Linked DNA regions of Homo sapiens: regions 2 and 3 are each linked to region 1. A link is a contact called in ENCODE Hi-C or POLR2A ChIA-PET data. All regions are on one chromosome and are shown on one strand. The core of a region is the stretch at or near the end of the contact, and the rest is flanking DNA. Distances in the headings are between cores, read along the strand shown.

Region 1 (2,796 bases), core at 106-2,605:
GAGGCACCGCCAGCCTTGTGGGCAGCAACATGTTCCCCAATCATTACCGCGAGGCGGCCTTTGGGGGCGGCCTCCTATCCCCGGGGCCTGAAGCCACGTAGCCCCGCGATGCCAGAGGAGGGGCACTGGGTGGGGAGGGAGGTGGAGGAGCCGTGCAATCCCAACCAGGATGTCTAGCACCCCCATCCCCTTGGCCCTTCCTCATGCTTCTGAAGTGGACATATTCAGCCTTGGCGAGAAGCTCCGTTGCACGGGTTTCCCCTTGAGCCCATTTTACAGATGAGGAAACTGAGTCCGGAGAGGAAAAGGGACATGGCTCCCGTGCACTAGCTTGTTACAGCTGCCTCTGTCCCCACATGTGGGGGCACCTTCTCCAGTAGGATTCGGAAAAGATTGTACATATGGGAGGAGGGGGCAGATTCCTGGCCCTCCCTCCCCAGACTTGAAGGTGGGGGGTAGGTTGGTTGTTCAGAGTCTTCCCAATAAAGATGAGTTTTTGAGCCTCCGGGGTTTCGTCTGTTCTGGGCTTGGGAAACGCCCTAGTCCCTTAGTAGCAAAGAAAGCCTCCAGGCTGGGGGCTCAGGCCTGTCATCCCAGCACTTTGGGAGGCCAAAGCAGGAGGATCGCTTGAGCTCACGAGTTTGAGACCAGCCTGGGCAACATGACGAAACCTAGTCTCTACAAAAAATACAAAAATTAGCCGGGCGTGGTGCTGCGCGCCTGTAATCCCAGCTACTCTAGAGGCTGAGGTGGGAGGATCGCTTGAGCCCAGGAGGTGGACGTTGCAGTGAGCCAAGACCGCACCACTGCACTCCAGCTTGGGCGACAGCGCGAGGCTGTGTCTCAAAAAAATAAAAAATGAAAATGAAAATAAAAAATGAGACCGGGCATGGTGGCTCATGGCTGTAATCCCAGCACTTTGGGAGGCCGAGGCAGGTGGATCACCTGAGGTCAGGAGTTTGAGACCAGCCTAACCAAAATGGTGAAACCCCATCTCTACTAAAAATACAAAAATTAGCCGGGCTTGGTGGCGCGCGCTTGTAGTCCCAGCTACTCGGGAGGCTGAGGTGGGAGAATAGCTGAAACCCAGGAGGCAAAGGTTGCAGTGAGCCTAGATCGCGCCACTGCCTTCTAGCCTGGGAGACAAAGAGAGACTCCGTCTCAAAAAAATAAAATTAAATAAATAAATAAAATAAAAAAGATAAAAAGATAAAGCATCCAAGCTCTTCCCTTCTCCGCTCTCCCACTTCTTCCTCGGGATCCCGCCCCTCTCGACTCTAGGACCCGCCTCTCTCGTCGGCGGAAGTGCGCTGCGCGGCCCTCCACCATGCTCCGCCCCCTCCCCCTAGCGCGGCCTTTCATTTCCGCTTCCGGTGCGGGCCGCGCGCGAGCGCAGCGGTGGGAGGCGGCGACCAGCCGGTGAGTGCAGGCTGCGGCTCGACCTCCCGGTTTTCGGGCAGGCCTCAGCCCAGCTTCTCCCTTTCCTCAGGCTCTCCCCATGCTGCTGTGGGCTTCTGCTGCGTCCCGGCCCCGAGGATCGCTCGTCCCTCACCCCATTAGGCCTGACGGGCCTCAGGCCGAGCCCGTGCCCCGGCTGTGGGCCAGAAGTTGCCGCGTCGAACTCGGCCTTCGGCCCAGCAGCTTATCACAGGCCCCGCCCCCTTGTCAAAAAAAAAAACAACAAAAAAAAAACCCAGCCCAAATCCTCAGGCCGCGACGCGATCCACAAGCCCCGTCCAAACCTTCGGTCTCCGCCCTTTCCCGCAAGCCCTGCCCCCAAGCTCAGCCCACGCCCTCCTGTCAGCCAGCTCCGCCTCTCTCAGGCTCTACGCTCTTTTTCTTTGGATGCTCTCCCCACCCCGCCATCTAGATCCCATCTTTAGACCTCAGCTTCACTCTGGTCTCCTTGCAACACTCCCTCCCCGTGTTCCCACTCCCTCTAGCATCTTCATCTTCCGCCACGCCCTTCACCTGTCCTCGACCTCCACCTTCATACAACTGCACTGTTCCCTTAAAAGCTTTCTCCGATTTCCTCCACCTGCCTTCATCCTTATTCTCCTTATCCCTCTACCACCCAGACTCATACCCAACCCCACGCATGGCCCCTAGTGGGAGCCTTTTCAGTTCTTCTCTTTCTCTTGAGCTCCAGCCTTAAGTGCTCAGGGTTTGCCTTCTGACCCTACTTCAAACACTGCTGATGTTTCAAAACCTTTCATTCCCGACTCCAGCGCGTGGAATCTAGGACACCCCTTTCCCAGTGATGCTCACCTCAGAATCACCTGAGGGTTTTTCAGAATGCCCAAGCTTCTAGATCGAAGTTGTTAGGGATGGACTTGAACATCTGGCATACTGTTCTGCAGCTTCACTTCTGCTCCCTGAAGCTAAGAGATGTGTTGTTTGGGATCGACTCTGCCACCAACTTGTTAGATGACTTTGATTCTGCCCATACGGGTTTCACAGACCATCTGACTTTCCTGGTCCCTTCATCCCTCAGGTTGAGGCCCCAGGCTTGGCCTCACCACAATGTGGCACGAGGCTCGGAAGCATGAGCGGAAGCTTCGAGGCATGATGGTCGACTACAAGAAGAGGGCGGAGCGGAGACGGGAGTATTATGAAAAGATCGTGAGTAACTGGCCTTTTGTCTGGGGTGAGGGACCCTGGGTTGGGGGGCACAGCTGGTCATCCTGGTAAAATCTGGGCTTGGAAGTATGTCAAGACAAGAGGCTCATTTCCTCAGGAGTATATTCATTAATCTTTTCTTGAGGATAATCATTGGTGGGATCCCAAGGGCTTCTG
Region 2 (2,777 bases), core at 65-2,564, 690 kb after region 1:
TTCTGAGCCAGGCTGCCAAGATCGGAATCCTGAGTCTAGCAATTAATGCTGGATAGCCTTGGGAAAGTTGCTTAATTTCTCTGTACTTCTGCTTCCTTTCTGTAAAATGGAGAAAATAACAGCACCTACCCCTCAGGGGTGTTATCAGAATTAAATGAGTTAATGTGTACAAACAGCTAAGGACAGGGCCAGGCATTTTGTAAAACAATAAGCGTTAGCTGTAATCCACAGTGGGGAGCCCCTACATGCTTCTGAGCTGGGGTGTGTGCCCAGATCAGTGCCAGCTTTTGAGAAAACGCCTCTGGGACTGGACTGGAAAGGAGGAAATCCATTAGCACCTGTAACCCAGTCACATTCCGGGGGCGGAGAACTTCCCACCAACAGCTCTGAGACTGAAACTTCACAGCCCAGCTCTCCCACTAATAGTAACGATTTTAATGACTCCCTTTAACCCTGTTCTCAGAGGCATGCTTGCTGTTCCCATACTACAGATAAGGGCACTGAGGCTCACAGATTTGTCCATGGCACAAAGGGGTGGAAGAATAGGGGATATGAATGCTGTACTTCTCATAGGGATAAACCATTACACTCTTCTAAATTCCACCGGGGAAGTGAGGGTGCGAAAGCCTGTCTCGATGGCCCTTTCTGGCCGTATTATCCTACAGTTCTGTGCCTGTCCAGCTTACCGGGAGTCTCTGGCGGGACTAGGGAAATTATCACTACATCCAGGCCCCTAATTTCACGCTCCTTACCCCACCCTCAGTCCTGGAGCCTAAACCCACACTCTATCCTACCACTGATTTCTCCCTCCTACCTCCTCAACTTGCCTTCCTGCCCCCAATCCGATCCAGAGGCCCCAACCCATTGCGTCCACCGTTCGCCTGTCCCTTGGAGCTTCCAGACCCCCTCACTCATCCTAACCCTGATCCTCATACCCTCGCCGCAGGTTAAGCCCCCATCGAAATCGACCCCTTCAGGGCCTCTACCTGGATGTCCAGCCCAGTCTCCAACTCGGGGCCCACTTCCCCAGCTCTGAGCCCCTTTACAATCAATTCCAAAGCTCCACTCCCACCCCACCTCCAAGACCCCTCCCCAAGCCACCATTCTTCTACTACTACCTCCGGCTCCCATTCCTCCCAGTCCTCTCCCCCAGGCAATCTCCCCTCACCCAGCCCCTTCTTTCGCCCCTGCCTCTTCCCCCTCGTCACCCGGTCCCGAACCCCCGTCCCGACTCTCCAGCGCCCCCGGCCCGCGCCTGGGCTCTCACCATCGCCGCGCGCTGCATCTCCCTCGGCTACGCGGGTTTCCCCCACTCGCTCCTCTCCAGCCTCCCCTTCCGGGTTCTCGTCCCGAAGCCCGCTGGGAATTGAAGTCCGGGCAGCCACGGACTACATCCCCCAGAAGGCAGCACGGTCAAGCTTGGAGGTGGGGTAGGAAGCAAATTAGGCGGGCGGAGGAAAAGAACGACTCGAACTCCCGGGAGACAAAGCCGGGGAGGACTTGGCAGCGCAAGCGCAGGGTGCTTCCCCGCTGGGCGCGCTGGGAGATGGAGTCTAGCCAGGAGGGCTCCATTTTTGCCCGAGGCCCTTGGGAAGGGAATTGAGAATATTGCAATAGGGTGTTGGTGAGGGGTGGAGAGTTGGGGAAGAGCAAATTTATTGATTCATTTGTGCCGATCAACACAATAGCTAACAGCTCCTTGTGCTTTTCCAAACTCCTTCCCATCCATCCCCTTCTTTTTTTTTTTTTTTTTGAGACGGAGTCTTGCTCTGTCACCCAGGCTGGAGTGCAGTGGCGCAATTTCGGCTCACTGCAACCTCCGCCTCCTGGGTTCAAGCGATTCTCCTGCCTGAGCCTCCTGAGTAGCTGGGATTACAGGAGCCCGCCACCACGCCCGGCTAGTTTTTGTATTTTTAGTAAAAACGGAGTTTCACCATGTTGGTCAGGCTGGTCTTGAACTCCTGACCTCATGATCCACCCGCCTCGGCCTCCCAAAGTGCTGGGATTACAGGCGTGAGCCACCGCGCCCGGCCCGTCCCCTCCTTTCTTACCTCCTGATTTACAAATGAGAAAATTAAGCCTTAGGAGGAAGGAAAGTCCCATACATTAGGAGTTAGTCCACATCATAGAATAGCAGCTCCACATCGCTCGAGCCCAGGAGTTCGAGGCAGTGAGCTAGTGTTACACCACCGCCCTCCATGCAGTTCAGCCTGGGCGACAGAATGAGACCCTGCTGCCTCTTAAAATAAAAGAAGGCCGGGCGCGGTGGCTCACGCCTGTAGTCACAGCACTTTGGGAGGCCGAGGCGGGCTGATCACAAGGTCAGGAGATCAAGACCATCCTGGCTAACACACTGAAACCCCATCTCTACTAAAAATACAAAAAATTAGCCGGGCTGGGTGGCGGGTGCCTGTAGTCCCAGCTACTCGGGAGGCTAAGGCAAGAGAATGGCGTGAACCCAGGAGGCGGAGCTTGCAGTGAGCCGAGATCGCGCCACTGCACTCCAGCCTGGGGGACAGAGCGAGATTCCGTCTCAAAAAAAAAAAAAAGAAGAAGAAGAAGAAGAAGCTCCAGGAGGGCAGAGATCTTTGTGTACCTTGTTCAAGCACCTAGAACAGCGTAAACATGTGTTCAGTAAATATTTATTGCATCGGAACTATATGCCAGACACCCTACAGACAACCCTGGTAGGAATTACAATCCCAAATTTATAAGGCAGAAAGAGATTAAGCCTCTTGTCGCTGGCAACACAGCCAAGAAAACGATTTGAACTGAAA
Region 3 (2,813 bases), core at 205-2,704, 730 kb after region 1:
TTTGGGAAGGAGCTCGGAATGGAGCCGCTGGAAGAGGAGACGCGTGCGGGGAGAGGGCCCGGGCGGGTGCCTGTCCCGTCCACACTTAGTCCCCGCGCCCCGCGGGCGCCTGAGATTGTGAGCTGGTCCCGGGAGATGTCCGAGGACCTCGGCGCGCCGGCCCCAGCAGTGGGCACGGGGGAAGAGGGCTGGTGGACGGGATGTCCCCGGGAGAGCTGGACTTGCGCCGCCCGAGGCCCCTCACCTCTTGCAGGGCGCGCCGCCTCCGGCCCCGGTCCGGTCGCGCTGTCGCCGGTTCTTGAACCAGTTGCTGACCTGCGTGAGCGACAGGCCGGTGAGTGTGGCCAGGCGGCGCTTCTCGTCCGGCGTGGGGTAGCGGTTGCCGCGGTAGCAGGCCTTGAGCGCTGCGCGGGAGCGCTCCTTGAAGCAGTAGACTGTCTCCTCGCCGTCCCAGATGGTCTTGGGCAGCGGGAACTTCTTGCGCAGTCGATACTTGTCCACTGCGCCAAGCGCGCGGCCGCGGGCCCGCTCGGCCTCATGGTAGCGCGCGCGCAGGTAGAGGTCCTGCAGGAAGGCGTGGTGGGCGGCGGGGAAGGGGCGGCTCTCGAGTAGCCGGTAGAGCTCGGCGTACTCGCCCCGCTGGAAGGCCACCAGGGCCCGCGCGCGCAACACCGGGTCGCTGCCACGTAGGCGCTCGGCCGGGGGCAGTGCGCCCAGGAAGCGGCTCAAGCGGCCGGCGTGGCCCGCCTGGAGCAGCGCCTCGCAGACGCACGCCACCTGCTCGGGCGAGAAGCGGAGGCCCGTGGGCGGTTCGGAAGCGGCCTCGGGGGGCGACCCGGGGACGCCCGGGGATCCCGGGCCCTCAGCTCCCGCAGCCGCTGCGCCCGCCCCGGCCCCGGCCGCCGCCGCCGCCTCACCCTCGGCCGCCTGCAAAGTCTGCAAGAGCTGGCGCGCTTCCTCCTCCTCCTCTTCGGTCGCCGCCGCCGCCGCCACCGCCTCCCCCCCAGCCGCCGGCCCCGCGCTCGGCTCCGCAGGCAAGGTAGCCATGTTTTGCAACTTTGGGAAGTTCCTCCCTCCCTCTCTTCCTCCCTCGGGCTTTCCCCAGCCTCCTCCCCCACCTGTCCCCCCTTTTCGCCCCCACTCCCCGCTCTTCTCGATCTTCTTTCTGGCCGACCCTGCGCCCCACGCCGGGAAGGCGAGATCCAGCTCTCCACTCGGGTCTCTGTCCCCTTGTGTGTGTCCGTCCCCCTCCCGTCTGTCTGTGATTCTCCCTTTGTTTTCCCTCCGCCTCTGGCCGCGCTTTCTGCCTCCCCCCAGCGTGTGCTTCTGGCTCAGGGCCTCAGTTTCCCCATCGGGACAACGCAGAAGGTAACGGGCCGTCCAGGAGGACTAAGGGCGCGAAGCCTCCGCCCCGAGACTGAGCTTCTGCACGCCTCCGTCTCCAGGGTCCTCTGCAGGCCCCCACATTCCCCATCTCGGCCTGCGCTCCGCCCCTCGGAATTCCCGGCTCCGCAGGGGGGGCGGGTCTGGCCGGGAGGAGGGGCGGGGAACGGGCTAGAAAGTTTGCAGCAACTTTTCTCGAGCTTGCGTCCCAGGAGCGGATGCGCGTGGCGTGCGCAGGCGCAGTGGAAGGAGGATGGCCGCGCGCGCTGCCAGCCCAGCCCCCTCTTCTCGACGCTCGGTGGCACAGCTGGGCCACAGCTGGGCGGGGGCGGTGCCTCCGGGTGGCCCGCTCGCCCTCCTATTGGCCGGACGCCAAAGCCCCGCCCCGTGGCTTTTCCTCCCCCAACCCTGATTCGGCCGCTTCGCATCCCGCTAGCTCCTCCCAGACCTTCGGCCGCCTCCACACGCCTCCGGATTGGCCCGCTGCGGAGCCTCCGGCCCACAACGCAAACCGCGGACACTGTGGAGTCCAGAGCTTTGGGCAGATGGAGGGCCTTTTATTCGCGAGGGTCGGGGGTGGGGGTCCTAGGTGGGGACAGACAATAAATACCGAGGAATGTCGGGGTCTCAGTGCATCCAAAACGTGGATTGGGGTTGTTGGGGGTCCTGTAGCCTGTCAGCGAGTCGGAGGACGAGGTCAATAAATATCCAAACCGCCGAAGCGGGCGGAGCCGGCTGGGGCTCCGAGAGCAGCGCAAGTGAGGAGGGGGGCGCGGGATCCCCGAAAAAGCGGGTTTGGCAAAAGCAAATTTCCCGAGTAAGCAGGCAGAGATCGCGCCAGACGCTCCCCAGAGCAGGGCGTCATGCACAAGAAAGCTTTGCACTTTGCGAACCAACGATAGGTGGGGGTGCGTGGAGGATGGAACACGGACGGCCCGGCTTGCTGCCTTCCCAGGCCTGCAGTTTGCCCATCCACGTCAGGGCCTCAGCCTGGCCGAAAGAAAGAAATGGTCTGTGATCCCCCCAGCAGCAGCAGCAGCAGCAGCAGCAGCAGCAGCAGCAGCAGCAGCAGCAGCAGCAGCAGCATTCCCGGCTACAAGGACCCTTCGAGCCCCGTTCGCCGGCCGCGGACCCGGCCCCTCCCTCCCCGGCCGCTAGGGGGCGGGCCCGGATCACAGGACTGGAGCTGGGCGGAGACCCACGCTCGGAGCGGTTGTGAACTGGCAGGCGGTGGGCGCGGCTTCTGTGCCGTGCCCCGGGCACTCAGTCTTCCAACGGGGCCCCGGAGTCGAAGACAGTTCTAGGGTTCAGGGAGCGCGGGCGGCTCCTGGGCGGCGCCAGACTGCGGTGAGTTGGCCGGCGTGGGCCACCAACCCAATGCAGCCCAGGGCGGCGGCACGAGACAGAACAACGGCGAACAGGAGCAGGGA

Evidence for each region. Hi-C counts contacts between places; a loop is a spot of excess contacts on that map. ChIA-PET counts read pairs that join two places held with the same protein, here RNA polymerase II (POLR2A). Pooled maps may share reads with other maps.
Region 2: a loop to region 1 is called in a pooled map, with 6 times the contacts of the local background. The contact joins the promoter of FBXO46 here to the promoter of CLASRP in region 1. A Hi-C loop is called at or near these places in 1 of 50 pooled maps. POLR2A ChIA-PET finds 5 or more read pairs at or near these places in 2 of 52 experiments (HEK293 and activated CD4-positive, alpha-beta T cell).
Region 3: a loop to region 1 is called in a pooled map, with 6 times the contacts of the local background. The contact joins the promoter of SIX5 here to the promoter of CLASRP in region 1. A Hi-C loop is called at or near these places in 2 of 50 pooled maps. POLR2A ChIA-PET finds 5 or more read pairs at or near these places in 4 of 52 experiments (CD8-positive, alpha-beta memory T cell, OCI-LY7, activated CD4-positive, alpha-beta T cell and 1 more).

The regions. Positions count from the first base shown.
Region 1 is chr19:45,037,690-45,040,485 of GRCh38, forward strand. CLASRP (CLK4 associating serine/arginine rich protein) reads left to right here and starts at 1,356. Exons shown (of 21, transcript NM_007056.3): 1 at 1,356-1,419; 2 at 2,495-2,622. The coding sequence starts at 2,524. RELB (RELB proto-oncogene, NF-kB subunit) reads left to right here. Exons shown (of 12, transcript NM_006509.4): 12 at 1-503. The coding sequence ends at 101. RefSeq lists an enhancer at 1,030-1,899.
Region 2 is chr19:45,729,582-45,732,358 of GRCh38, forward strand. FBXO46 (F-box protein 46) reads right to left here and starts at 1,315. Exons shown (of 2, transcript NM_001080469.2): 1 at 1,268-1,315. RefSeq lists a silencer at 170-464 and enhancers at 1,313-1,422, 1,513-1,642.
Region 3 is chr19:45,767,798-45,770,610 of GRCh38, forward strand. It overlaps SIX5 (SIX homeobox 5), which reads right to left and starts at 1,455. Exons shown (of 3, transcript NM_175875.5): 1 at 245-1,455. The coding sequence starts at 1,047. DMPK (DM1 protein kinase) reads right to left here. Exons shown (of 15, transcript NM_004409.5): 15 at 1,920-2,813. The coding sequence ends at 2,691. It overlaps DM1-AS (DM1 locus antisense RNA), which reads left to right. Exons shown (of 2, transcript NR_147193.1): 1 at 1-334. RefSeq lists enhancers at 1-433, 1,925-2,004, 2,165-2,274, 2,715-2,794 and silencers at 175-304, 755-974, 1,335-1,874, 1,726-1,910, 2,435-2,594.